4 separate regions of the Homo sapiens genome follow, and regions 2, 3 and 4 are each linked to region 1. A link is a loop called in an ENCODE intact Hi-C map of the cell type or tissue named here. Cell type or tissue: PC-9. All regions are shown on one strand. Links, peaks and the distances in the headings refer to the core of each region. The heading gives the core; the rest is flanking DNA. Region 1 overlaps LINC02130 (long intergenic non-protein coding RNA 2130). Region 2 holds the start of LOC105371094 (a long non-coding RNA gene). Region 3 overlaps PARN (poly(A)-specific ribonuclease). Region 4 holds the start of LINC03107 (long intergenic non-protein coding RNA 3107).

The links. Hi-C counts contacts between places; a loop is a spot of excess contacts. Peaks named below come from ENCODE experiments on the same cell type or tissue, not always from the same donor. Only the 100,000 strongest peaks of a DNase experiment are listed, where the experiment ranks them.
Region 2: it touches region 1 in a loop (6-fold over the local background); 3 of 110 quality-filtered maps call a loop at or near these places.
Region 3: it touches region 1 in a loop (8-fold over the local background); 3 of 110 quality-filtered maps call a loop at or near these places.
Region 4: a loop joins it to region 1, with 11 times the contacts of the local background. A loop is called at or near these places in 2 of 110 quality-filtered maps.

Annotation. Positions count from the first base shown.
Region 1 is chr16:14,361,847-14,369,224 of GRCh38, forward strand. It overlaps LINC02130 (long intergenic non-protein coding RNA 2130), which reads right to left. Exons shown (of 2, transcript NR_131191.1): 2 at 1,263-1,449. Among named protein-coding and RNA genes, the nearest start is that of LINC02130, 4.7 kb to the right of the region's middle. RefSeq lists an enhancer at 2,508-3,009. In PC-9, for the core only: no CTCF peak of the experiment used is centred there; DNase peaks (open chromatin) are centred at 1,475, 2,106 and 2,845; H3K4me3 peaks cover 1,156 bases; H3K27ac peaks cover 3,223 bases.
Region 2 is chr16:14,482,896-14,490,273 of GRCh38, forward strand. The region is part of intron 21 of PARN (poly(A)-specific ribonuclease); the gene reads right to left. It overlaps LOC105371094 (a long non-coding RNA gene), which reads left to right and starts at 4,107. Exons shown (of 2, transcript XR_933105.3): 1 at 4,107-4,343; 2 at 5,248-6,147. RefSeq lists an enhancer at 2,773-3,708. In PC-9, for the core only: no CTCF peak of the experiment used is centred there; DNase peaks (open chromatin) are centred at 2,536 and 3,856; H3K4me3 peaks cover 1,266 bases; H3K27ac peaks cover 3,466 bases.
Region 3 is chr16:14,499,827-14,507,204 of GRCh38, forward strand. The region is part of intron 21 of PARN (poly(A)-specific ribonuclease); the gene reads right to left. Among named protein-coding and RNA genes, the nearest start is that of LINC03107, 75 kb to the left of the region's middle. RefSeq lists enhancers at 1,726-2,020, 1,746-2,040. In PC-9, for the core only: no CTCF peak of the experiment used is centred there; DNase peaks (open chromatin) are centred at 1,925, 2,815, 3,545 and 6,175; H3K4me3 peaks cover 812 bases; H3K27ac peaks cover 5,000 bases.
Region 4 is chr16:14,424,486-14,431,863 of GRCh38, forward strand. LINC03107 (long intergenic non-protein coding RNA 3107) reads right to left here and starts at 4,236. Exons shown (of 2, transcript XR_007065002.1): 1 at 1-4,236. In PC-9, for the core only: no CTCF peak of the experiment used is centred there; a DNase peak (open chromatin) is centred at 3,366; H3K4me3 peaks cover 985 bases; H3K27ac peaks cover 3,435 bases.

The DNA.
Region 1 (7,378 bases), core at 765-5,764:
ACCAAGGGGACCCAGGAGCAACAGAACAACAGCTTCCCCTGTGACGGAGAGAGGAGGGACATCAGGCAAAGATCAGGGGGCAGGAGCTGGGTCAGCCTGGCCAGGAGAGAGAAGAAGCCAGGCCCCTTTCTCCCCTCCTGTCAGTGGGGTCTGTATTCCTCATGCCAGGGACTTCCCCCCGACTCCCCTGGTCTATCCACTGTCTCCCCAAAACATTCAGCACCAATTCTTGCCACCCAACAAGGTTGAATATCAACCCCAATGGGGCTATATTTGAATTCTTCTTTTTTTTGAGACAGGGTCGCGCTCTGTCGTCCAGGCTGGAGTGCAGTGGTGCAATTTCAGCTCACTGCAACCTCTGCCTCCCAGGTTCAAGCCATTCTCGTGCCTCAGCCTCCTGAGTAGCTGGGACTACAGGCTTGCACCACCATGCCCGGCTAATTTTTGTATTTTTAGTAGAGACGGGGTTTCACTATGTTGCCCAGGCTGGTCTCCAACTCCTGACCTCCAGTGATCTGCCCGCCTCGGCCTCCCAAAGTGCTGGGATTACAGGCGTGAGCCACTGCGCCCAGCCTGAATTTAAATTTTTTTTTTTTTTTAGACAGAGTCTTGCTCTATTGCCCACTCTGGAATGCAGTGGCAAGATCTCGGCTCACTGCAACCTCCGCCTTCTGGGTCCAAGCAATTCTCGTGCCTCAGCCTCCCGAGTAGCTGGGATTACAGGTGCTTGCCACCACGTCTGGCTAATTTTTGTATTTTTAGTAGAGACGGAGTTTCGCCATGTTGGCCAGGCTGGTCTTGAACTCCTGACCTCAGGTGATCCACCCGCCTCGGCCTCCCAAAGTGCTGGGATTACAGGCGTGAGCCACTGCGCCCGACCTGGATTTGAATTCTGATGCTCCTACTTGCTAGCAGTGGCTTGGGGCCAGTTGCTCAGCCTGCTAACTTTAGTTTTCTCTTCTGTAAAGTGGGGACTAAATATCCTGTAACAGGGGTCACATGCTGTAACAGCACAGCACCCAGGGCACGGTGAGTGCTGCGTAGTGTGAGCCGAACGCGGGCTGCTCAGGGTCACCAGGGCCAGCTCCTTGGGCCCCCAGCAACAAATACTTCACTTTCCGCCCCCCTCTCCCCGACAATGATCCGCCCGCACAGCCGCTCTGGAGAAGAGCTTGTCTGTTTCCTGAAAACTGAATATAAACTTAGACATTTATACAATCACACTCCTGGGCATTTATCCCAGAGAAATGAAAGCTGATGTCCACATGGAAACCTGTAGCAGCTTTATTCATAACAGCTCCAAATTGGAAACAGCGCAGATGCCTCTCGATAGTCGACCGGTTCAGCAAACCGTGGCCCCTCCACACCGCGGAACACCACTGAGCAATAAGACGAATGAGCTGCCGATACTCGCCACTACTTGGATGATCTCAAGGGTGTTTATGCTGCCTGGGGAAAAAAGCCAACCTCAAAAGTCACATCCTGGATGATTCTATTTCTATAGCATTCTCAAATGACAAAGTTACAGAGATGAAGACCAGATTAATGGCTGCTGGGGGGCAGGGACAGTGGGGGAATGGGGTGAGTGTGACTGCCTGGGGATCTTGGTGGTGATAGGGTGATTCTGTTTTTTGTTGCAATGGTGGTTTGTGTGAATCTACACAGACAAAACAGCATAAAACTATACATGCAGGTTGGAGCGGTGGCTCACCCCTGTAATCCCAGCACTTTGGGAGGCCAAAGTGGGCAGAGCACTTGAGGCCAGGAGTTCAAGGCCAGCCTGGCCAACATGGTGAAACCCTATAACTATTAAAAATACAAAAATGAGGCCAGGTGTGGTGGCTCACACCTGTAATCCCAGCACTTTGGGAGGCTGAGGCGGGCAGATCACGAGGTCAGGAGATCAAGACCATCCTGGCTAACACGGTGAAACCCCGTCTCTACTAAAAATACAAAAAAATTATCCAGGCGTGTTGGCAGGTGCCTGCAGTTCCAGCTACTAGAGAGGCTGAGGCAGGAGAATGGCATGAACCCGGGAGGCGGAGCTTGCAGTGAGCCGAGATTGCGCCACTGCACTCCAGCCTGGGTGACAGAGCGAGACTCTGTCCAAAAAAAAAAATACAAAAATGAGCTGGTTGTAGTTGTGGGCGCCTGTAATCCCAGCTACTCTGGAAGCTGAGGCATGAGAATTGCTTGAATCCAGGAGGCAGAGGTTGCAGTGAGCGGAGATTGCACCACTGTACTCCAGCCTGGGTGACAGAGAGAGACTCTGTCTCAAAATAGTAAAAACCAAAAACTATACACGCGCTTTCTATTAATACCAATGTCAATTGCCAAGTTTTGATATGACAGATAATGATATTGGACATTGGATATTGTAGATCATGTGAGATGTAGCCATTGGGGGGAAATAGGTGAGGGGTACACAGGGCCACTGGGTAATCTCTGCAATTTCCTGTGGATCTATTATGATTTCAAAATTTAAAGTTTTAAAAAATGACATGCATGGTATGATGTCGGCAATTCGCTTTGAAATACTCCAGCCAAGAGAGGGAAGAGGCCGGAGAGGGAGCCTGCAAAGAGGTGAAACTAGAGTGGTAAAGTGCTTCTGCTGCCGAAGCAAGGGCGGGGATGCCGGAATGGCGGCTCGGTCTTCTCCACTGTGCATTTTTGAAATTTTCCATAATGAAGATGTAACTCTACCAAGCCGATATGCATGGGTGGGCTCACGTACACCCAGACACCCGCACGCAGGCATGCACCGGAGCGCTGACTCACGCTGCTCAGCCCAGGAATTCTTGCAGACGGCTGTGTGTCCACATGTGCGGTAAAGCAAATAAATAACGCTTAAACACCCTCGTGGAATCTGGCCACGCCAGGTCACATGTGTGTCAGGACACCTGCAGGGCAGGGCGGAAAGGGGTCCAGGGCTGCTTTGAACTTCCTGGAAACTGGGTGGGGTGGAGTTGGGTAATGACTATGATGGCTCACAATGGGACAGGGTCATAGGGAGGGGAAAGCTCCCAAGAAGAGGTGGCATTCGCAGCACAGGCTCCCTGGGCTGCCCCAGAGTCGGGGGCTGGAGAGGAGTGGGCTTCTGGGCCAGGGAAGGCTGGGAGTGGGGACGTCACTGCAGGGGGGCCGAGAGCCCTCAGTGTGGTGAGGGGACGGGAGGGGCTGTGGTGGTCACTCCACCTGAACCCCTTGATGGCGCCATTATTTCAGGATTTTTAAATGATGACTTAACCTCGGGGGAAGCACTTACTTGCTTGGGGCTTCAGTTTTGTCAACTAGAAAATGGGCCTGATGACAACACGAATCTCACAAGGTTGCCTTGACGGTCAGGCGAAGTGGCTATGGCCGTGCCCGGGGCCAACTTGGTGCCAGGCCCTGCGCTAAGGGCTCTATATGCATTAAATCCTTCAATATATGGTGCTGTTACTACCCCCATTTGCCAGATGAGAAACTAAGGTTCGGAGAGATTGATAAACTTTCCCGAGGTTACACAGTCATTAGGTTGAGGAGCTGCCATTTACATCTGCAGGTAAAGCACTTAGTTCAAACCCGCCCCCAGAAAGTGTTATTTTAAAGTTTAAAGTATGTTGAGGCCAGGTGCAGTGACGCATGCCTGTCATCCCAACATTTTGGGCAGCTGAGGCGGGAGCATGGCTTGAGGCGAGGAGTTTGAGAAAAGCCTGGGCAACATCATGAGATCCTGCCTCTCCAAAAAATGTTAAAAATTAGCCACATGTGGTGGCATCTGCCTACAGACTCAGCTTCTCGGGAGGCTGAGGGAGGAGGATGGCTCAAGCCCAGGAGTTTGAGGGTATAGTGGGCTGTGATCACGTCACTGCATTCCAGCCTGGGTGACAGAGCAAGACCCTGTCTCTTTATTTAAAAAAAAAACAAGGCTGGGTGCGGTGGCTCATGCCTGTAATCCCAGTACTTTGGGAGGCCAAGGCGGGTGGATCACCTTAGGTCAGGAGTTGTTTCTTTTTTTTTTTTTTTTTTTTTTTTTTTTTTTGAGACGGAGTCTCGCTCTGTCGCCCAGGCTGGAGTGCAGTGGCGCAATCTTGGCTCACTGCAAGCTCCACCTCCTGAGTTCACACCATTCTCCTGCCTCAGCCTCCTGAGTAGCTGGGACTACAGGCGCCCGCCACCACGCCCAGCTAATTTTTTGTATTTTTAGTAGAGACAGGGTTTCGCCGTGTTAGCCAGGATGGTCTCGATCTCCTAACCTCATGATCTGCCCACCTTGGCCTCCCAAAGTGCTGGGATTACACCAGCCTGGCCAACATGGTGAAACCCCGTCTCTACTAAAAATATGAAATTAGCTGGGCGTGGTGATGGCCACCCAGCTACTTGGGAGGCTGAGGCAGGAGAATCGCTTGAACCCGGGAGGCAGAGGTTGCAGTGAGCCGAGATCATGCCATTGCACTCCAGCCTGGCCAACAAGAGCAAAACTCCATCTCAAAATAAATAAATAAATAACTAAAAAACGAGCAAGCAAAAAAACCCAAAGCATGTTTATAGCTTGAACACTTGCTGGGATGGAAACACAGGGTAGAAAATGGCTATCTGGGGCGGGCATGGTGGCTCGCGCCTGCAATCTCAGCACTTTGGAAGGCTGAGGCAGGCAAATTGCTTAAGACCAGGAGTCTGAGACCAGCCTGGGCAACATGGCAGGACCCTATCTCTACAAAAAATTAAAAATTAGCTGGACATGGTGGTGCGTACCTGTAGCCTCAGCTACCTGGGAGGCTGAGGCGGGAGGATCACTTGAGCCCAGGAGGTCAAGGCTGCAGTGAGCCATTATTGTACCACTGTACTGCAGCCCGGGCAACAGAGTGAGACTCTGTCTCAAAAAGTAAAAAAAAAAAACGTAAGGCAGCATGGCTCATGCTTGTAATCCCAGCACTTTGGGAGGCCAAGGAGGGTGGATCACCTGAAGTCAGCAGTTCGAGATCAGCCTGGTCAACATGGTGAAATCCCGCTATCTCCATTAAAAATACAAAAAATTAGCTGAGCATGGTGGCGGGTGCCTGTAGTCCCAGCTACTTGGGAGGCTGAGGCAGGAGAATCGCTTGAACCCACGAGGCGGAGTTTGCAGTGAGCAGAGATTGCACTATTGCACTCCAGGCTGGCAACAAGAGTGAAACTCTGTCTCAAAAAAAAAGAAGAAAAGAAAAGAAAACAACTGTTTCCACTTAAAGACCTGCTACCAGACTTACCAGCTGAGTCTACAGGCAGATGCCACCACACATGACTAATTTTTAAAATTTTTTGTAGAGATGGGATCTCACGATGTTGGCCAGGCTTATCTCAAACTCCTCGCCTCAAGCCATGCTCCCGCCTCAGCTGCCCAGAATGTTGGGATGACAGGCACGCACCACTGCACCTGGCCTGAACATACTTTACAATTTAAAATAACACTTTCTGGGGGTGGCTTTGAACTATGTGCTTTACCTGCAGATTTAAAGATTTCCTGGAGGAAAGACAGGGACTGGAAGCACCCAGGTACTCCCGCCCCTGACCCCCTTGCCTCCAAGGACAACAGCTCCCACCAAAAACGGCCAGTTGCACCCAGCAAGCTGGGAGCGTGGGTAGCAGAGAGGGAGTCCCAGGCAGCCGAGCCGGTAGTGCCCAGCCCAGCCTACCACAGCTCCTGGCCCTCTGAGCATCAAATGTCACAAGGGGCTCCAGTGCCAGGGAACAGCAGCAGGGGCTCCAGGGCAAAGAGGATGACTCTCAGTCACCAACTTCAGAAGCAGTGCCACCTCACTCAACCCCATGTGACTCAGCCTCAGTTTCTTCCATACCGTGGGGCTGGCCAGGCCTGCCACCCAGGCAGCTGTGAGAACTGATCAGTGCCCACATGTCCCGGTCACCCCTGACTTTCCTTCCCTTCCCTGAAGCACCATCTCTTCACAGAGAAGTAAAAAGGTAGCCACGGCCGGGCGCGGTGGCTCACGCCTGTAATCCCAGCACTTTGGGAGGCCGAGGCGGGCGGATCACGAGGTCAGGAGATCGAGACCATCCCGGCTAAAACGGTGAAACCCCGTCTCTACTAAAACTACAAAAAATAGCCGGGCGTAGTGGCGGGCGCCTGTAGTCCCAGCTACTTGGGAGGCTGAGGCAGGAGAATGGCGTGAACCCGGGAGGCGGAGCTTGCAGTGAGCCGAGATCGCGCCACTGCACTCCAGCCTGGGCGACAGAGCGACACTCCGTCTCAAAAAAAAAAAAAAAAAAAAAAGGTAGCCACACCCCACAAGAACAAAAGGGTGGTGGTATTCAAGGGAGAGATGGGCAGCCCATGGCCCTGCTGGGGTGGCCCCAGAGATGGGCCTGCCCAGGGGGACGTAGGCAGGCAGGGGGTCAGCAGGGGCTGGCATGAGGGCAGCTCTGCTCACAGGGGCCAGCCTCTAGGGGATGGGACCTTCACCCCCAGACCTGGGGAAGAGCTGCCCTTCTGGCTGGGCACCGAACACAGGAATCCCTAAGAGGCTTGGTCTTTTCTTCTTCTGTAGCCCCCAGATGATAACATTCCTTACAGATAAAGTGAGGCACTGAAACACTTCATACAGAAACCAGGGATGTTCCAGGCTTGAGCTGGGGTGGTGGGGGTGGGGGGAGGTACAGTGCCCAGGGCTCCAACAGGGCAGCTCACTCATCTCTGAGCTGGCCCCAGCCTTACCCCATCTGTAAAGAATAAGAGCTTGATGGGCTTCAAGCCACCCAGTTGAGCTGATATCACAGGCTCCTTCATGCCCCAGGGCCTTTGCACAGCCAGCTCCCCCGTCCTGGGACGCCTTCCCTGCTTTATCCCAACACCGACTCCTTTGCAAACATTTTCTCCCTGAAACTTTCCCTGGTCCCTTCCCATTCCTTCTCCCCTGGAAGAATGAGCCCCTAGGACCCAGGGGCAATTCTATCCAGGCACCTCTAAAACTGGAACCCATTCAGCTGCGCACACTTGGCCATGGCCCTCCCTGATGCTTGAAAGGGGTCAGGCTTATCAGCTATCAAGAAGAGATTCTCGCTGGGCACAGTGGCTCACGCCTGTCATCCCAGCAGTTTGGGAGGTTGAGGCAGGAGGATCACTTGAGGTCAGGAGTTCAAGACAAGCCTGGCTAACGTGGTGAAACCCCATGCCTACTAAAAATACAAAAATTAGCCGGGCATGTTGGTGAGCACCTACAGTCCCAGCTACTTAGGAAGCTGAGGCACCAGAATCTTTTGAACCCGGTAGGTGGAAGTTGCAGTGAGCCGAGATCATGCCACTGCACTCCAGCCTGGGTGATAGAGCAGGATCCTGTCTCAGACAATTCTGAGTGAAAGGATAGCACATTTTGCAGGGTGCAAGGGTGACCTGCCAGGC
Region 2 (7,378 bases), core at 1,062-6,061, 120 kb after region 1:
GAAATGTGGCCTAAGGTGGTCAAAGGAGCCCCATCAGGCCTGAGGTCTGACCCTTGGCTCTGCCACCTGGAAGACAAATGACCTTGGGTACACCTGCAAACTCTCCAAGTCTGAGTTTTCTCACCTGGAAAAAAAAGCCATTGCTCCCCAATCTCATTTTCAGTGTGAAAGTACTTTGTAAACTGTAAAGAACCGGTAATGATATAAGTAAAATATTAATTTTCAAAATATTTGCAGCCAACATTACTATTTGGATATTATTCATTTTCAGAGTAACAAAATGAAAATAAACAAAACCACTAAGGGAAAACTATAAACCCTCACTATTTTCCTAAAATAAAATGACAACAAAAAGCAATATTGCCAGTGGTGGCGATTACTGTGTCACACACTGAAGATCTCCGGTATGTCTGTGTGCAGTGTTTTACATGCATTATATCTAATCTTCATAGTACGCTTGCAAGAGAGGAAATGTTTTTACTGGTGAGAAAGCAGGATCACAGAGGTCAGGGTTTTGCTGCAGACCATCCCTGGGTGAATGGCAGGGATAAGATGCAAAACCAGGTTCCTCAAACCCTAATACCAGGGTCCTTCTTATTACTCTGCATCTATTGGAGGTGCTTTATTATTTTCATTTTATTAATTTTTTTAAATGATCAGGCTTTATTACCTGTTCTGTTACAATGAGTTTTAAACAAATTTGTACACCCACATGTCATCCATCACGCAAATTAAGATAAAGAACATCCCCCTCACCCTCATGCCTGTTTTTAGACAGACTCCCACCCCTCCTTCACTGGACGAAGGCGCCTCAGATGTGTAGTACAATTATGGCATTATCTTCCTCAACTTGAAAACTTTGCTGTCACCACTGCTATCATCAGGGCTTAATTTTGCCTTCTCTTGAGCTACCTATAACTGGAATTACACTACATATGCATTTTTTTGTATTTATCTTATTTCAATAGTTTTGGGGGAACAGGTGGTGTTTGGTTGCATGGAAAAGTTCTTCAGTGACGATTTCTGAGTTTTGGTGCATCCATCAGCTGAGCAGTGTACACTGCACCCAGTGTGCAGTCTTTTATCCCTCACCCCCTCCTGTCCTTCCCCTGGAGTCCCAAAGTCCATTACATCATTCTTATGCCTTTGCTTCCTCATAACTTAGCTCCTATGCACTCTGCAAATTTAAGACAGCTGCACAATACTTAGGACATGCCTCTGCTCCTTCTGCCTTAAAGACTGCTAATTCTCCGTAATGCGCCTCTGGCTGGCAGCAGTACTTGAACACTGGGGCTTAATCCCCCCTTGGTGTTAATGCTTCAGACTAAGGCCAGGTCAGTTGTGTTCTGATCCCATGCTGCCCCCTCTTCTGAGGCTGCTGTGGATGGATCACGATGGCGGCATGGGAGTGAGGATCAATGGTGGCCTCTTGGTGCCCATTTGCTACTTCTGGCTTCCAGTTTAGGCATATGCGTTCCTAGCCCACTATCACTGCCAACAACTATTACCCACACTGGCAGTGAGACCATCAGAGCCTGGCCACGCTGTTCAGGGCAGTCTTTGTACCTGGTAGCTGCAAAGCGCCATGATGTCAGAAACAGAATCTGTCTACTTGCACCTAGAAAACCCCTGGATATGGAATAGTTCTCAATAAAAATGATGTGACTGAATGCAGAGCAGAATGCAGTGCTGGTGACGAGCATGCAGGCTGTGGGCACGTCGGCACTGGACAAGGGACTCCAGTTTACCAGGGACCTTAAAACAGAGGGAAAGACAACTGTATGAGAGGCAGATGTCCCACATCCGGCACCTGACACATTTTAATCTTCAACTAGGCCAGACTTCACTAAAACTTAGTGCAACAAAGGTTTCCGGAATGTCATGCCCTAAATATTTAGTCATCTAAAAAACAGAACAAAACAGGAAAAAACTCTACTTCTTCAGAAAACACAAATTTTTACTAAGAAGTTTGTGTACTTTTAAAATATTCACTCAAGAGTTAAAGAGAAAAAGAAAAAAAAAACCCTCAAAGTATTAGGGAGGCAGGGCACAGTGGCTCACACTTGTAATCCCAGCACTTTGGGAGGCCAAGGCGGGAGGATAACTTGAGCCTATGTAGTTGAAGACCAACCTGGGCAACACTGTGAGACCCCCGTCTCTAAAAAGAAAGTGCTAGAGAATGTTCATATTATACAATGTCTCCCAAAGAAGTGGAGTGGGTTACTGAAATGTGAGCTGAAAACAGCACACTCTGCCTCACTCAGGAGATAAGCGGTGAAAGCAGGCAGTTCTGGAGATGTGCTATTGAGTAAAGTTACTCATATCAGAGAGCCACAGAAATAGGATCCTTTCCTGAAAATCTTATTCCTTGGAACAGTTATTTTTCTTACTTTGAATGTGTCATATTTCTGTTATTTTTCACTCATTTACCCAGCCTCCCAACAATTCATATCCAATAACCATTGTCCACCCATTCTTCCATGTGGTAACTGCTTACTGAGTGTTTTTGTCCCAGGAACTATGTCAGGTATTTGGTAAATCAAGACACAATCTCCACCCTCTCTTAAAGGTCACCCTGTCACATACCAGATTTATGTAGTGGTGATTTCGCTGTAAGCTTGTCACTCCCTAAGCTTGTGACAGATTAAAATATGTTCATCTATCAATGTGGACATATGAGAACCCATTGGTTCTACCATCATTATTCTGTACCAATTGTTAACCAATGAGCATTCTCCTGGATTTTCTTCTATTTCAATTCTTTTTTTTTTTTAAGAAAGTTCTTTATTTTTATTAATATATTTATTTATTTGAGACAGTCTTGCTCTGCCGCCTACGCTGGAGTATAGTGGCGCCATCTAGGCTCATTGCAACCTCCGCCTCCCGGGTTCAAGTGATTCTCGTGCCTCAGCCTCCTGAATAGCTTAAACTATAGGCGTGCGCCACGACGCCTGGCTAATTTTTGTAATTTTCACAGAGACAGGGTTTCACCGTGTTGGCCAGGCTGGTCTCGAACTCCTGAGCTCAAGTGATTCGCCTGCCTCGGCCTCTCAAAGTGCTGGGATTATGGGCGTGAGCCACCGTGCCTGGCCTGGCTATTGCGTTCTTTAATCTAAAAGGTTTATTTTGATTTGCAAGCACACCCAAAAGGGATGACATCTGCAATAATCCCTCTGTTGCCAGGTGTGGTCGCTCATGCCTACAGTCCCAGCACTCTGGGAGGCCAAGGCAGGAGGACTGCTTGAGCCCAGGGGTTCGAGACCAGCCTGGACAATGGGGCAAAACCCCATTCTCCACACACACACAAAAAAAACCACAAAAATTAGCCAGATGTGGTGGCTTCAGACTATAGTCTCAGTTATTAGGGAGGCTGAGGTGAGAGGATTGACTGAGCCCAGGAAGTCAAGTCTGCAGTGAGCCACGATTGCACCATTGTACTCACTCCAGCTTGGGCAACACAGCAAGACCCTATCTCGAAAAAAATCCTTCTCTCAAGTTTAATTTGGATTACCAAGTAGGAGAGGAGGCTTGGGTCAATATTCCCCATGAAAGCAAAGGTGATGACAGGGTCACAGGCGAGCTGAGTTAATCTATTTAATGATATCTGATAGTTTTCAATAATTCAGCTCCCAGCTGATAGACAAATGTTACAAACAACTCCCTAACCATGGCGAGGGGATTTATCTGAGCACATTTGGAATTTAGGATCACTTAAAAGGGGAAATAAATAACAGTCCGCTTTTCACTGCTGGCCTCCACGTGGCAATAATTTACCAGCATTCCTTGAGTCCCAGCAGCTTTGCAGCTCTCGGCCTTTAATCTAGAAGCCAAGCTCTGGCTCAAAGCCACGCCTCTAATGGATGAATCAGCAAAATGAATTGGCTGTCAACTGTGTCCTCCAGCTATTCCAGCTCGCCTGTCAGAAGCAGCATGTAGCAGGCTGCTGGGTAAAACTAACCTTTTCCAAATTTGTCAGGGAAATGATTCAAGGCAATCTATCGGTCTTGCCACTTTGTGAAAGCCACTGGGGAACCAAATGTGCTAAGAGTCCTCCCTGTTTCCCTGGAGGTGAGTGGGAGCAGTTCCCTCACATAAGAGTCTCAAACACTCCGGCTTCACTGTGCCCAAGAACAGCACGGTCCGGGGTGGTCCAGTCTGATCCCAACCGGCCCACCCGGGGCATCCGGTGGAAGTCTTCGCCGGAGGATCCGAAGGCAGCATCAACGCGGTTGTCTCTTGACACTGCACACAGCATAGCATTTAATCTTCGGATGTTCTAGTCACCACACAAATAAAGAGACTGAGCATCGGAGAAACTAAACAGCTTGCCTGAGGTCTTGTAGGTAAGCAACAAAGCTGGCTTGAAACCAGGATGTGGCATTTATATATACATTTTAACAATGTTAATACTGCCACATGCCTGCTGTGTATTTATATGCATTTTGTTTATGTAGGTTGACAATTAGCTTATAAAATGCTTCCTGTATTAAGGAATTACTTAAAATGTTTAGACTTTATTGTTTTTTAAAGAACTTTCCACTACTGTCAAGCAAAGACTTTCCAACTAAGTTGATGCATTATGTTTATGAAGAGGAAGACAACATAAGATGTAGATTCCTTCCTAAATTGACTTATAGATTTACTGCAACTCCAGCAAAAATATTCCAACATTTTATTTTATTTTTTAAACAACTTCTGTGGAACAGGGCTAACTCATAGGCAGTGTGCCCAGAGTTGGCCTCCAACATTTTAATTAAATATTGAAAAAAATTAAAAGTAAGAAAAAAAAATCTCGGTAGAAAACAACAGTGGTTGTGAGAGCCTGGGGCTGGTGCTGGGGCTGGAACGGGAGAGGAAGTTGACTACAAAGAAGGGGAGGGCATTTTGAAGGTGACAGAACTATTTTATATCCTGATTGCAGTGCTGATTACATTACTGCATGCATTTGCTGAGGCACAGAACTGTACACCAAAGACGGTCACTTTATTATACATCAATTAAACCTCAGTTATTCTGGGAAACCTGAAAGATGAATTCTAAAATTAGAATAAAAGGGCCAACAATAGCTGGGACATTTCTAAAAAAGAATGGGAAGGGGGACTTGCTTTACTAGGTAAAAAAGCTTATTGTAAAGCTATAGGAATTGAGACAGTGGAGTAATGGTGCTGAGATAAACTGACCAATGGTACAGAATTCTAAGAGCCTAGAAAAACACGTATATATCTGTGAAACTTTGATTTTTGACAGAACTGCCTGGAAAAGGAAAAGCTGGAAAAATTGTTTATCCATGGGGGGGAAAAAAAAAGAAATTGGATTCTTAGTCACACCATGCCGAAAAATTCACTCCAGATGGATGAAGAGCTGAAATGTCAAAAGCAAACTCTGAGAATTTGAAAAGGAAATATAAGTGAGTATCTTTCTGAGCTTGAAGTAGGGAAGAATTTACAAAGATAGAAAAAAGGACAGGCATAAAAGAAAAGATCAATAAGTTTGGCTACATTAATATTAAAGCCTTTGTCCATCAGAAGACACTTTAAAGAGAAGAAAGACAATCTATAAACTGGAAGAAGATATCTGTAAGACATTCAACTGACAGGATTAGCACTAGAATATATAAAAATAGCCACAAACTAGTGAGGAAACAACTGCAGAAAAGTGGGCACAAGGCATGAGAAGCACGGTCACCGCACAGAAGGGAGGTGTGTGAGGCCAGTGGACATATGCAGAGATGCTCGGCCACAGACAAAGGCAAATCATGACTATGATGAGACATGATTCTATACCTACTGCGTTGGCAAAAATTATAAAAAACATTGATAATACAACTATTGGGAAGGTGTGGAGCAACAGGATCCCCAGTGGTTGTACGACCATTTTGGAAAACAAGTTAGTGTTCTCACTTAAAGATGATCATTCTCACTTCCTATGACCCTGCAATTTCACTCACGAATAATAAGAGATCAATACAATAGTTTCCAAAAAAAAAAAACTGTTCATAATAGCTAAAAAGAAAGAGAAAGAGGGCTCCAAATCCTTATCCTTGGGTAAATGGACAAATCTGCAGTATATTCACAAAATGGAATATTGTCTAAGAGAAAATATGAGTGAACTACAGCTACGCAGAATAAAATGGATGAATCTCAGTGATGTAACGGTGAATGATAAATGCAATCCCCCTCACGCCCCGCAACACACATACATACACACATGGCGGGGGTGTGTATGAGAGGGAGAACAAAAAATAGCAAGAAGATGATCAGCACAAACTTCAGTAGAATAGCTGGTACTGGAAGGGAATCAGGAGAACTAGAGAGGAGAAGAGCAATAGGTAGATGTAATTTATTAGTAATGTTTTAATTCTTTGGTTGAGTGGTGGTTTCACAGATGTGCATTACATTTTAAACAAACAAAATTTCTAGCACGCCTGTAATCCCAGCTACTCGGGAGGCTGAGGCAGGAGAATCGCTTGAACATGTGAGGCAGAGGTTGCAGTGAGCCGAGATCGTGCCACTGCACTCCAGCCTGGCGACAGAGAGAGACTCAAAAAAAAAAAAAAAAAAAAAAAAATTCTAGCTTTTCCATTGTTTTACCCTGTCCAACTACTAAAGGCCATTTCCAATACAATCTGCTTAAGTGAGAAGGTCTCTTTAAGATTAGCTCAAACTTACTCCTGTTTCAATGTCTTCGGTCACATGGAAGTGGAGCCCCTGAGTGGGACACATGTGGTGTAAATGCGTACTGCAACTCAGATGCCAGACTTCAGCCTTGCTCGGTGGCTAAGGGCATTTTTGCAGTCTGCTTCTTAGAGGGTTGAAACCAGTTTATTGTAGCAACTGTTTGTGGGTGGGGAGAGTGTACTAGGAAACTGCTGAAGCAGTTACACACCATTAGTCCTGCATTTTTTGCCATGGCCACTCTCAGCAAACATCAAGTTCTCAATGTCTAAGGGAATTGCCTATATTCGTATTAACCCAATGGTTACAACAAAGAGGGCTGGACATGGTGGCTCATGCCTATAATCCCAGCACTTTGGGAGGCCAAGGCTGGCGGATCACTTGAGTCCAGCAGTTCAAGACCAGCCTGGGTAACATGGTGAAACCCTGTCTCTACTTAAATACGAAGATTAGCCAGGCATGCCTGTAGTCCCAGATACTTGGAGGGGTGAGGCTGGAGGATTGTTTGAGCCCGGGATGTGGAGGTTGCAGTGAACTGAGATCGTGCCATTGCACTCCAGCCAAGTTGACAAAGTGAGACCCTGTCTCAAATAAATAAATAAATAAATAAAAATAAAACAAAGAAAGAGAACTATTTATTGGCTATTTCCTCTGTTAGCACAGAAAATCCTGTCAGCATTATCCTGGCTTTATAGATAAGGACA
Region 3 (7,378 bases), core at 1,312-6,311, 140 kb after region 1:
AAAGGGAACCCTGTCTCCAAAAAATGTTTTAAATAAAAACAATATTAATACAATGGCAAGTGTGATATTATCACATGCCAAAGTATTTTTGAATATTTTATAACATTGTATTTTAAAATTCTCAATGACCTGAGAGTTTCCTACAATGTCAAAATACTCAACACAAATTAGGAAACTGAAAAACAACTTCTGAAAGTCAGGTATACAGAGAGAAGAACACAGAATGCTTTTTTTCATTCTTTGTTTTTTGAGACAGTCTCACTCTGTCACTCAGGCTGGAGTGTAGTAGCACAACCACGGTTCACTGCAGCCTCAACTTCCCAGGCTCAAGCAATCCTCCCACCTCAGCCTCTCAAGGAACTGGGACTACAGGAGCTTGCCACCATGTCCGGGTAATTTAAAAATTTTTTTTGTAGAGGTGGGATCTTGCTACATTGCCAGGGCTGGTCTTGAACTCCTGGGCTTAAGGAATTCTCCTGCCTCAGCCTCCCAAAGTGCTGGGATTACAGGCATGAGCTGCTGTGCCCAGGCTAGAATGGTTTCTGTAAACTTTATCTTTTACTTTTTTTGTTTTGTTTTGTTTTTTTAAGACAGGGTCTCACTATGTTACCCAGGCTGGAGTGCAGTGGCTATTCACAGGTGTGACCATAGCTCACTGGAGCCTCAAACTCCTGGACTCAAGCAACCCTCCCGAGCAGCCAGGGCTATAGGCACGTGCCACCAAGCCTGCCTACACTTGTGGATTTTATAAAGTACTCTCTACATTTCTTTCCCTAGAAAAAAATATTACCACCCTTTAGATTCTAATTCTAAAGTGCTACATCTAATACCTCTAACATAAGTAAAGTCTCATTTTAAAGCATGTCCAATGAATAAATTTGCTTCTACTGCCTTTGCATATGCTAAGATTTTGATGGAGGAAAAAAAAAGTACCTGAAAGCAGCTTTCATGGAACCCAGCTATAAAGCTCCACAAACCCCATTTTTCCAGTGAGCTCACAGATAGTACCCTGTGCCCTATGTCAGCTTAGGGCAGCAGTTAGAGGCCTTTACCAACAGAAAAGAAAAAGCCTAGCTTGCTTCTAAGGCTACATACATCCAGATCTGTTCCACCAAAATCAAATCTGTGGCAAGGAGGTCCATGGCTACAGATTCTTCTGCTATGAGGCACCCAGGGAAATAGTCCAGAGGTCTGAATTGCAAACAAAATAATTTTAACTAATATAAAAAAGACCATCTGTTCAGTAACTAATTCCCTTGAGGACATGATATGGAAGTCAACTATCCAGCTTCCACCTTTACATAGTATATAAATGAGAAGAGAAAAGCGAGCAGGTTGGGTGCAGTGGCTCACGTCTGTATCTTAACACTTTTGGATTATTTGAGCCTGCCCAGGAGTTAGAGACCAGCCTGGGCAAAACAGTAAAACCCCATCTTTACAAAAAAAAACAAAAAACAAACAAAAAAACAATAATAATAATAATAATAATAATAATAATTAGTCTGGAGTGGTGGTGTGCGCCTATAGTCCCAGCTACTTGGGACGCTGAGGTGGGAGGATCACTTGATTGCGCCACTGCACTCCAGCCTGGGACAAAGCAAGACTGTCCAAAAAAAAAAAAAAAAAAAAAAAAACAGAAAGAAAAAGAGAATGAATGTTAAAATGTAGGCAGAGGCATGAAAAATAGAAAAGAAAGTCAGCTTGCAGAGCCAAGTTTATATCTTACCCCACCCTGATGTGGTTGGCCAACAGCTGATAGAGGGCTTTTCGGTAAAGTAGGTAGAAACAAACCCCACCAACCCTCAGGTTACCAGGCAATGTGCCACCATGTTATTAAAGCCATCATGGTGAGAGTTCCTGGGCAGGCAGCCCGCTGGAATGCTGAGTCATCTGTTCCCCCGCTCACAGCTGGCCCTCCTCCCCAGCACATGCTCTGCCCACAAGCACACTCTTTGGGGAATGCATTAGGAAGCAGCTACCTGAATGTATCCTGAAAATCACAGACAAGGCACTAAACACACACCCATTGGAGCCTGTTCTGTCACAACTCAAGCCAGAGTGCAGGCATAAATCACTGCCGTTTCTGGAAAGAGCACAGGCACACCTTGCACTCAGCTCTCTAGAGGCCTTAGCTAAATGCTGTTTAGATTATTTTTAAAAAATGTGGTTTTGACTGGTTCAGGATTTAAAAGAGTTAACAAACATCATATGAGCAGAAGGCACAATGGAATGAGTGTGTACACTCTGGGGTAGACAGCTCTACTACTGGAAGGCCACATGCCTCTCTGGGCAACTGTTTTCTTATCTTTGAACTGAGATGCTTTCCACAGTTGGCTTCAGGGAAAGCATCTAAGACTGGAGTCACAACAGAGTATTCACGCATGGGGCAAGGGGTGGGGACGCTAAAGCTGAACTTTGCCTTTAGTTAAAATTACCCTTGAAACTTCTTTCTTCACACTGGAGAACATGCGTCTCTCAGTGAAGCCAACACAGCTGGTTTTTCCTCCAGGGTCAGAACACACTACTGTTTCTCCTCTAGGACATCAGAGGAAGACGATGGCTTGCATGTGAGCACCATGTTATTAAACACACATGTACACACATGTGTGAACACACATGGTTTATAACCAGCAGGAAGCTTGCTACAAGAAGAGTGTGAAAGTTGATATTCACAAGGAAGGGGCAGAATCTACATCTCCCATTTCATCTCCAACTCACTGGGATAAGGATAAATACTTTTGCTGAGTGAAGTGACAAGCAAAACCAGTCTCACACCCTAAAAAATAATTAGCCACATCAAGTACATTTGAATTCACACAAGTTTCAAAATGTTATGATGTAACTCTACTTGGTACCTAGCAAATATACGATCTAAGCCTCTGTGCCTGTCCTCTGGTCACATGTACCCAAGCTAGTTCTCTGAAGACAAGGAAGGTGTTTTAGCTATTCTATACCTCCAGTGATATTTCTTCAGGAGAGAACAGCTAATACAGCTACTTCTCTCTGCTTCCGAACAGCCCTGGGCTTGCAATTACTACAAGCCACTGAAGAACCACGGCTTAACTTCTTAGGGCATGGATTTTACCAGAGATCAGGGAGGAAAAATTAAATAATTAATCTGGCAATTTAAAACAAATTAATATTAAAGTAAAATGGACATATTGCAGAATAGCATTTTTTTAAATTGTGAGAATGGTTTAAATAAAACATAAGACGGTAGAGATATTTCACCTTCTGCCCCCCTCACCCCGCTGCGCCCCTGAGTGCTCCTATCCACGCTGCTTTGGTGTTGTTTGAGAAGAACCTCCCCCCACAGAGGCACTGATACTAGCTGAATGGATTCTCCTTTCTGGGGAATGAGAACACCAGAAAGGAAAAGAGACTTCCACCTTCTCTTCTTGGCAGCAAGGAGGTGAATGTAATGTCCACATGAGGGTAGTTTATACATGTCAATTTGTATTCTAGGTGCACAAACAACACTCAGAGAGCTGTAAGGAGTTCTCTGTGGTTAGAAGCAATTCTGAAAAGAGCTGACTCATATGAGAAAAGCGTAATGCAGTATCTATTTCTTTTAGCAAAGGTGATAGAAACGCACGTATCATGAATATGTCATGCAAGGAAAGATGAGGGCAGCCTAAGCTGAGAAGGTGTTCAAATAAATTTCCTGTTTGAAAGGGATTATGATACTGCTCTTTTCCCTACCTACCTGTGGACACAACAGAAAGGTGGGAATCCTGTCCTATAAATTCAGGTTCTGGCCCTCATTTGCCCTACAAGTATTTCTTAGCCAAGGTGAAGTGGTCACCCGTGCATCTACCAAAATGGTCTGGACCACTGACTGGGCAGGTTTTGAGAAGCACGGTCACCTGCCTCAGGGTGGTAGCTATCATTTCCTGAGATTATATCACAGGTAGTACACGCTGCCAATGCTGTAGGCTCTGTTACCCTCACTTTATACAGAAAACTGAAGACCCTGTTGAATGGCTTGTCCATAGTCTTGCAGCTGGTATAAGGAGAACTGGAATACAAATTCAAGATGTTTCAATCATACAATGCTGCAAGGAGCTGATGTCAAGGAAGATACAAAGTAATGACCACCTACTCTGCTAGCAGATGGTGGTAAATTGTTCTTAGAAGCAGTGAACCAAGGGCATGATATCAACAGTCCTTGTGTGTGCCTTCTTCAGCAGAGAGGTCTACTGACTGTCAGTGAGTGTTCTGTCTAAACGAGAAGGGGCTTAGAGAGGATCATATCCTTTGACCTAGTAATTCCTCTTTTAGGAAATCATCCTATGAAAACAATCTGAAATGAGGACTAATTTTTAATGCACAAGGATACGTAAATTTTTAAATTAAAAATGTCTTCAAAACACAAACAAATGTTTAATAGTAGGAGAATAGTTAAATAATTATGCTATTCATATTCATTAAAAATTATGTGAGGTTGAGGGAGGCCGGCACGGTGGCTCACACCTGTAATCCCAGCACTTTTGGCGACCGAGGTGGGTGAATCACGAGGTCAGGAGTTGGAGATCAGCCTGGCCAACATGGTGAAACCCTGTCTCTAATAAAAATACAAAAAATTATCCGGGCATGGTGGCATGAGCCTGTAATCCCAGCTACTCGGGAGGCTGAGGCAGGAAAATAGCTTGAACCCAGGAGGCGGAGGTTGCAGTGAGCAGAGATTGCGCCATTGCACTCCAGCCTGGGTGACAGAGCAAGACTCCGTCTCAAAAAATAAATAAATAAAATAAATAAAAATTACGTGAGGGAGAAAGTAGGGAGAGGGGAGAAAAAATACGCTTTCAAAGCAATAATAACCAAACAAAATATAATCAATAAATTCTCTGGCTAGCTATTTGGGAAAAAGTAACATGAATGCCTCTCTCATAGGTTATACCATTGACTCAATCAACAAATATTTGCTGATCACCTATTTTAAGCATTGAGAAAAACTTAGAATAAAAAAATCTTTGCCCTCCTAAGACAATTCGTTAAGCAGTACAGTTTCATATGGGTATTTTCCTATATGTATGTTAAGCCTCCATTTAAAAGTTAAAATAAAAAGCCTGACTTCATGGATCTTACATTCTAGTGGTGAGATATAGACACTAAACAAAAAAGTAAAATATACAGTGTACGTGCAGTGCTATGGAGAAAACAAAAAGCAGGCAGTACTGAGATGTGGGTTGTGATTTTAAATTAAGTGGTCAGGGAAAGTCTTACTGATAAAGTTACCACATAACAATGCAAGATGCCAAATTTCAGATAAATTACATATCACTGTTTAGTATATCATACAATATTTGGCACACAGCTATTTTAAGTGAAATCTGGCAATCTTACTTACTGAAAGGCAAGTGAACAAACCTCATTCCTAATAAATTAAATGTTAATGCTTCTGAATAGGACACTAAAGCCAGAAACTATAAAAGAATAAACTGACAGATATACTATGGAAAATGTAAAGCTTTGGTTCGGCAACATAGGCTAGATTAAGAATAGCTGGGCACAGTGGCGCACGCCTGTAGTCCCAGCTCCTCCAGAGGCTGAGGTGGGAGGACCTCGAGCCCAGGAGTTAAAGGCTGAAGCTGGAGGGTGCTATAATCACACCTGTGAATACTGGGTAACAAAGCAAGATCTCGTCTCTTAAAACACACACACACACACACACACATACACACACAAAACTGTACAACAAATTGGGACAAGTATTTGCAAAATACAAAACTCAGGATTAATCTAAGCATCATTTTCTCCTATAAAATGAGGGGAGGGGGAAGATACCTGTGGTTCATACAATTATAAGGATTTCAGAACCATGTCTTGTACCTAATAACCAATGGTTCATTAAATGTAATAAATAATAATCATGATGTAGGTGTACTTATAAATCAGCAAGAAAAGCACACAATTCACAAAATAATATCAACCAATTAAACTTCTGAAAATAATTCTAGTGTCAGCTTTGGCAACATGTGAACTAAAATTTGAATGACATCCTTGCACAAAGAGGTCACAAAATTTTAAAAGCAATCCATTTTTTAAAAAAATCATCAATGGACATTAATGCTGCTGGATGAAAGATTACTGAGGAACAGGGTTTCACAGTCTCAAAGTATTACTCACAGAGTACTTATTTATTACAAAGCAGGAAGGCTACAATGGAAAAATCTGTGACCACTATTTACCTAAATGATGTCAAACCAGACATCAGCAATAAGGGAACAAACTGATACCATGTGCCTCTCAGTGTGATGCACTGAAAAGAGCACATCAACTACGTGGTACTCCCGCCAGAAACATTTAATCTGAATCTTATCATGAGACAATCAGAAACATACACATTGAAGGACACTGTAAAACAACTGATCTGAACTCCTCAGAAAAATGTCAATCTTGTGAAAATAAGAAACAGGCTGGGGAACTATTCCAGATTAAAGGAGACTAAAGACTAAAGAGCCATGATGACTAAAAGTAACACAAGACTTTGACTGGAGCTTGGATCCAAAAATAAAAATAGAAAAACTGTAAGGGACATTATTAGGACATTTGGGGAAATTTGATTACAGCATGGACATTAGATCATATCAAAATCATATCAGTGTTAAATTTCCTGAGTGTGATAAATATATTAGGGCAATATTTTTAAAAAGCCTGTGTTCTTAAGAGAAATACACTAAAATACTTCTAAGCAAACTGTTATGTCTCTGACTCTCAAGTAGTTTAGCAATAAAAAACAAATACATGTATACATGTTCACATATGTACATATTATGCTTGTGTATATATGTGTGTGTCTGCAGAGAGGGAGACAGAGCAAATATGATAGAATGTTGCCAACTTGTCTATAGGTTTGAAATTTTTCAGAATCAAAAGTGAAGCTGAATGCAGTGGCACGAGCCTTTAGTTCCAGCTACTTGAGAGGCTGAGGCAGGAGGACTGCCTGAGCCCAGGAGTTCAAGTCCAGCTTGGCCAATATAGTGAGATCTCACTGCCTTTAAAAAAAGAAAAAGAGTGGGAGAAAATATTAATAAAAAATAAAATGCATGAGGTCTAACTCCAAAAACAAACAAAAAAGGAAAGAAAATGCATTCTCTCTCAGTAGTAATCAAAGAAATGCCAGTAAGAATGGTTTTGAAAAAGACTTAATGTTGGAGAAGCGTAACTAATATAACCTTTTTTAGAGGGTGATCTGACAATCTATAAGAAATTCTGGGCCAGGCGTGGTGGCTCATGCCTATAATCCCAGCACTTTGGGAGGCCGAGGCAGGCGGATCACCTAAGGTCAGGAGTTCGAGACCAGCCTGACCAACATGGAGAAACCCCATCTCTACTAAAAATACAAAATTAGCTGGGCGTGGTGGTGCATGCCTGT
Region 4 (7,378 bases), core at 807-5,806, 63 kb after region 1:
AACAGAGCGAGACTCCATCTTGGAAAAAAAATAAAATAAAATAAATAAACTGCTCTAAGCCTTCATTTCCCCTCCCGAGGGAACAACAGGGATATTAATAATAACGTGCCTAGCCCATCATAGGCCTCGGTATGAAGAACAACGGTTTGTGAGGGCTAGTCTCCTCAACATGAGGGACAGAGGGACATTTTCCATGTGGTCAAATCATCTGAACTAAAGACACTATTGAGTTAAGAGGCACCAACTCATCATATGAACGAGAGATGGAAGTGACATTTCCCTTGGAGTTGCTCCCAGCTGGCACAGATTTGTGTGTAAACAAGTGTGGTACATTTCCCCTTTCAGTTGATGTAGCTTTCTGCAGACCAGCAGCTCCCAAACTTGCGCAGGCACTAGAATCACCTGGAGGGCTTGTTTCCAGACAGCCAGGCCCTGGCCCTGGAGCTCCTGACTCAGTAGGACTGAAGTGGGGCCCAAGAATGCACATTTCTAGCAAGGTCTCAGGTAAGGCTGATGCTGCTCCACTGGGGCCACACGCTGAGAACAAGGAGTTTCAAAGCCCGGCCAGCAGGTTCCATGTCTGTTTCTTCCTGGGGGTGAAACCCCTTGTCGCTGTGGGCCCCCATATCCCCCTTGTAATTGAATGTTTAAGGCCAGGCGTGGTGACTCACACCTGTCATCCCAGGTGTACCATAAACCCACCTATCTACCCACTACCTAGATTTGGTAATTATTATTTTCTGTATTTGTTTCATCTCACTCTGTGAGGTTAAAGATAAGTTAGACATTAGACATATCACTCCTAAGTACAATTAACAAATTTCAGTATCATCTAATAGCCTGTCCACATTCTAATATTCTCAGTTGTCCCAATATATAAAAATATATTTCACCATGCACAGTGGCTCACACCTGTAATCTCAACACTTTGGGAGGCCAAGGTGGGAGGATCACTTGGGGCCGGGAGTTCAAGACCAGCCTGGGCAACATGGCGTGACCCCCGTCTCTGTGAAAATTTTAAAAATTAGGCCAGGTGCAGTGGCTCATGCCTGTAATCCCAGCACTTTGGGAGGCCAAGGTGGGTGGATCACAAGGTCAGGAGTTCAAGACCAGCCTGGCCAAGATGGTGAAACCCCGTCTCTACTAAAAATAACAAAAAATTAGCAGGCGTGGTGGTGGGCACCTGTAATCCTAGCCACTCGGGAGGCTGAGGCAGAGAATTGCTTGAACCCGGGAGGCAGAGGTTGCAGTGAGCCGAGATCACACCACTGCACTCCAGCCTGGGCGATAGAGTGAGACTCTGTCTCAAAAAATAAAAAAATAAAAAATAACTTACATAAAATAAAAAATTTTTAAAAAATTAAAAGACCGGGCGCAGTGGCTCATGCCTGTAATCCTAGCAATTTGGGAGGCTGAGGCAGGCAGATCACGAGGTGAGGAGATTGAGACCATCCTGGCTAACATGGTGAAACCCCGTCTCTACTAAAAATACAAAAATTAGCCTGGCGTGGTGGTGGGCACCTGTAGTCCCAGCTACTTGGGAGGCTGAGGCAGGAGAATGGCTTGAATCCGGGAGGCAGAGCTTGCAGTGAGCTGAGATCGTGCCACTGCACTCCAGCCTGGGCAACAGAGCAAGACTCTGTCTCAAAAAAAATAAAAATAAAAATATAAAAATAAAAAATAAAAAATTAGCTGGGCGTGGTGGCACGCACCTGTGCTCCCAGATACTTGGGAGGTTGAGAAGGGAGGATTGTTGGAGCCTGGGAGTTCGAGACTGCAGTGAGCTATGATTGTGCCACTGCACTCCAGCCTAGGTAACAGAGCGAGATCTCATCTCTTAAAAAAAAAGAGGCCGGGTCGAGTGGCTCACACCTGTAATCCCAGCACTTTGGGAGGCTGAGGCGGGTGGATCACCTGAGGTCAGAAGTTTGAGACTAGCCTGGCCAACATGGTGAAACCCCGTCTCTACTAAAAATACAAAAATTAACTGAATGTGGTGGCATGCGACTGTAATCCCAGCTACTAGGGAGGCTGAGGCAGGAGAATCGCTTGAGCCTGGGAGGCGGAGGTTGCAGTGAGCCGAGATTGCGCCACTGCACTCCAGCCTGGGTGACAAGAGCGAGAATCCGTCTCAAAAAAAAAAGAAAAAAGAAGCGATTGGCTGGCTTGGGAGGTGGGTGTTTTAAATGCTGCGTTGCAGGATCTGTAGTCCTCTGGCTGATGAGTAAATTGGAAAACAGTTTGGCCACATGTATCAAGAGCCTTTGAAATGTTTCTGCTTCCTGGTGCTGTAATCCCCGTTCCTGGAAGCTCTCTCTTAAGAATAATCTAAGAGATGGACCAAGTGTAATGGCTGCCTGTGGCATGCAGAAAGCGCAAGTTGCAGGTATGTGTGTAACTCTATTTCTAGAGCTATAGACGGACAGAGTGGGAAGGGGGGATTCTGGCCGCAACCAGGTGCACTGACTCCAGAAGGATCCACGCTCTGCACAGATGAGCCGGGTTTATGAAGGGATCCCAGCCACCCTCAGTTGCTGGGCACCCCCACCTCCTTCTATCTTTATCTACCTACCCCGTGATGTCCTTCGTCTGGATGACGGTATCAAATCGTGGTTAGGCACATGGGCGTTGCAGTCGGACATCCTGGGGCTTGAATTCCAGCTCTGCCACTGACCCTGACCTCCAGTGCAGGTTACTGAACCCGCCTGAGCCTCAGTTTATCTTCAAATGGGGATAATCGTGCCTAAACGTCGAGTACAAAATGCTTCCCATAGACTGAGCTCCAATACACAGTCCCTACTGCTATCAGAAAAAAACACACAGTGGCGTGGAGAAGAAAACTCACTTTCAGAAAGCAAGGATGACACACCAGAGGGCAAGTTTGTTTTAAAATGGAAAGTTCTTGAGAGCAGGGGGTGTGTGTTTTCCAGGAGGAGGCTGTGGGTGCTTCCCAGTGTAAGTAAACAATGGCAGGAATCTGGGGAAATGCCTCGGTGAGCACTTACTACCCGTGGGTGCTTTCTATTCTCCCCCTGGTTTAGTCCCGTCTAGTCCCACAGGTGAGGAAACTGAGGCTGGGAGCCGGGACAGCATCCTCGGGCTCACACATCTGGTGAGCAGCACAGCAAGCTCTGAGCTCAGATCTGAGCAATCACCCAGCCCACATGCTGATCAGTGTAGTCCCGCTGCCTCTAATGGGTGGTTTCCTCAACACTGTTACTAATGAAAACTCTTTCAGGGTGCCACTGGCCAAAGTAGGAATGAGCAAATGGAAAAGGGAGACAATGAGGGCTCTGAGGCTCTGCGAGGTGGGTGCTCCCATCACACCACCCAATCAGGATGCGAACCACTTGCTGATTCACACACACGCAGACAATGGGGAATTATGAAGCCTTGTAAAAACAGCAGAAACACCCAACAGACCCTCCATTTTTTCTCTAGTTAGCCCCAGCCTCCAAAACTAGGGCAAAAGCCTAAGCTTTGCTGAGTCACAATCATTTATCAAGGTAATTTGTAGGCACAGCACTCGAGATGCTATGCAATTTTTACCCCATTCAACAAATGCAGGACAACCTGCCGGGGAAGATTAGTCCTTCCTAAGTAACAAGAAGGACTCTAAATTCTCAGATTCTGGGTTATTAAGAATAAGAAGAGGCTGTGCAAACTAGACCACAGCGTGCAGAGAGGAGATGTGTGAAGAGACTTAACTTTCCTCCCTACCCACAGCCACAACTAGGGAACCACATTCAATCTAATTGGGTGTTTTTGGCAGTCTGGCTGTTGCCTGCCCTCCAAGGCCTGCCAGGAACCAAGAATCCACCACCCAGGCTTAGACACCTGCAAGGGCACTTGGGTGGAAGAATCCTGTCCCCCTACCCTTCCTCCTGCAGGAAGAGGACAGCATCAAAAGGCGGGTAGCTGGTTCTCTGGTTGTTATTGGAAATATAGGAAGACGTGTCCATGGAAAAGTTGCATGGGCCTGGCACAGGTGCCTAAGGCTTCCCTTTGCTCAAGTCCACACTTGCACACACAGGTAAGGCTCCCTGGCTTCAAGTTTCTGATTTACCATTTTCCTATGTTTTCAAGCTTAAAAAAAATCACCGTGAGGATTCACTCTTTACTTATGAAACATACTTAAGTTCCCCACCTCACCCTCTAAAACAGAAAAAAAAGGGTGCTTATTTGTTGTCCTTTTTTGACAAGAATTATCTGTCTAAAACTTTTTTTTTTTAACTTTTTTTTTTTTTTTTTTGGTCAGCCAGGCTGGAATGCAGTGGTATGATCTTGGCTCACTGCAACCTCCGCCTCCTGGGTTCAAGTGATTCTCCTGCCTCAGCCTCCCAAGTAGCTGGGATTACAAGCATGCGCCACCACGCCTGGCTAATTTTTGTGTTTTTAGTAGAGACAGGGATTTGCTATGTTGGTTGGCCAGGCTGGTCTCGAACTCCTGACCTTAAGTGATCTGCCCGCCTCGGCCTCCCAAAGTGCTGAGATTACAGGCGTGAGCCAGTCTAAAAAGATTTCCATTTAAAAAGACCCTCAACTTGAACATGTAGCGTTCTCACCAGGCCCAGTCAGCATCAAGCTTTCTCAAGTTCAAGTTCACAGCATGACTAGAAAAAGCAGGCAACTGAAGACAAACGGAACTGCTGTTTGCAGGATCAGGCAACTTGGAGGAGAGGATGGCGCACAACCAGGGGAAACATGATCTGGCCTTCAGGTGTCCTATTTCCCCTCCTCGGCAAAAATCAGACACATTGATTTACTCCATGAATCATTTGGGGGAAAAAGATTTCAGCTGAACTCATGAGATTTTTTAAAAAGTAGCGAAAAAGATTGAACTATTTTTAATACTCACTGGTTTCCCAGGTCTGGAGAGGGTGGTTTGGCCTCGCCTCAGCAGTAACCAAGTGTCATAGCATTTTCTTTTCAACGTCAAGAGGAGTGTTGCAAAATAGTCCAAGTGGGAACACACAGGAACCGTGAGACTCTCTTGGTGTTGCTGTTCAGTAATAATGATGCACACTTTAAAAACACACGCACTCGGCCGGGCACTGTGGCTCAGGCCTGTAATCCCAGCACTTTGGGAGGCCAAGGCTGGTGGATCACGAGGTCAGGAGTTCGAGACCAGCCTGGCCAATATGGTGAAACCCTGTCTCTACTGAAAATACAAAAATTAGCCGGGCGTGGTGGCACATGCCTGTAATCCCAGCTACTCGGGAGGCTAAGGCAGGAGATCGCTTGAACCTGGGAGATGGAGGTTGCAGTGAGCTGAGATTGTGCCACTGCACTCCAGCCTGGGTGATAGAGCGAGACTCCATCTCAAAAACAAACAAACAAAAAACAACAAAACAAAACCACACACACACTCGGGCTGGGCGCGGTGGCTCACGCCTGTAATCCCACTACTTTGGGAGGCCAAGGTGGGTGGATCACTTGAGGGCGGGAGTTCGAGACCAGCCTGGCCAACACAGCCAAACCGCGTCTTTACTAAAAAGTACAAAAATTAGCTGGGCATGGTGGCGGACACCTGTAATCCCAGCTACTTGGGAGGTTGAGGCAGGAGAATTGCTTGGACCCAGGAAGTGGAGGTTGCAGTGAGCTGAGATCATGCCACTGCACTCCAGCCTAGGCAACAGAGTGAGACTGCATCTCAAAAAACAAAACAAAACAAAAATTAGCTGGGTGTAGTGGCATGTGACTGTAACTCCAGCTACTTGGGAGGGTGAAGTGGGAAGATCACTTGAGCACGGGAGGTGGAGGCTGCAGTGAGCTGAGACTGTGCCACTACACTCCAGCCTGGGTGAACCACGGATGTAATGTTTCCACACATATAATGTATAATGATTACATAAGGGTAATTAGCATATCCATCACCTCGTTACATTACATATGTAATTACAATATAACTCTGTCTCAAAATAAATAAATAAATAAATAAATAAATAACACACATTCACGAATGTAAACTAGTATAGCCGCTATGGAGAACAGCATGGAGGCTCCTCAAAACACTACAAATAGCACATCATATGATCCAGGCCAGTCGTGGTAGCTCACGCCTGTAATCCCAGCACTTCTGGAGGCAGGCTGAGGCGGGCAGATCACTTGAGCCCAGGAGTTTGAGACCAGCCTGGGCAACAATGGTGAAACCCCACCTCTACAAAAACAAAACACAAAAAACTAGCCAGGTGTGGTGGCATATGCCTGTGGTCCCATCTACTCAGGAAGCTGAGGTTGGAAGGTTGCTTTAGCCTTGGAGGTCAAGGCTGCAGTGAACTTAGATCATGCCACTGCACTCCAGCCTGGGCAACAAAGCGAGACCCTGTCTCAAAAAACAAACAAACAAAAAATTACTATTACTATTGGCTAGGGGCAGTGGTTCACTCCTGTAATCCCAGCACTCTGGGAGGTTGAGGCAGGCAGATCACTTGAGCCCAGCAGTTCGAGACCAGCCCGGTCAACATGGCGAAACCCTGTCTCTACTAAAAATACAAAAAAATAGCTGGGCATGGTGATGCATGCCTGAAATCCCAGCTACTCAAGAGGCTGAGGCAGGAGAATTGCTTGAACCCGGGAGCTAGAGGTTGCAGTGAGCTAAGATTGGGGCACGGCACGCCAGCCTGGGTGACACAGCAAAACTCTGTCCAAAAAAAAAAAAAGAAACATTACTATGTACTCTATGAGCATGTACAATTATTATTTGTCAATGAAAATAAATAAAATGAAACACACACACCCCCTCAAGATCCATGCTTATAATTAGGTAAACAGAATTTTGACCAAATCACCACAACAATTAAACAAAAAGGTCTTCTCCACAGATGGTTCTGGAATAACTAGACATCCATATGGAATGAAGGAATCTCAACTCTAGTCTCGTACCATCCATAAAAAGTTAATTCAAGATGGATCATAGATTTAAACATAAATGCTAATACTAGAAAGCTCGAAGGAAACACGGATGAATATAACTTGGGGGTTTCTTAGGCAGGACATAGAAAAAGTCTATAAAACAGACTTCATCCTAATTAAAAACTTCTGCCCAGTAAAAGATACTGTTAAGAAAATAAGCAAGCCCGCTGGGCGCGGTGGCTCAAGCCTGTAATCCCAGCACTTTGGGAGGCCAAGGCGGGTGGATCACGAGGTCAGGAGATCAAGACCATCCTGGCTAACACAGTGAAACCCTGTCTCTACTAAAAATACAAAAAATTAGCCAGGCGTGATGGCGGGTGCCTGTAGTCCCAGCTATTCATGAGGCTGAGGCAGGAGAATGGCATGAACCCAGGAGGGAGAGCTTGCAGTGAGCCAAGAGCGCGTCACTGCACTCCAGCTTGGGGCGACAGTGCGACACTCTGTCTAAAAAAAGAAAAAAAGA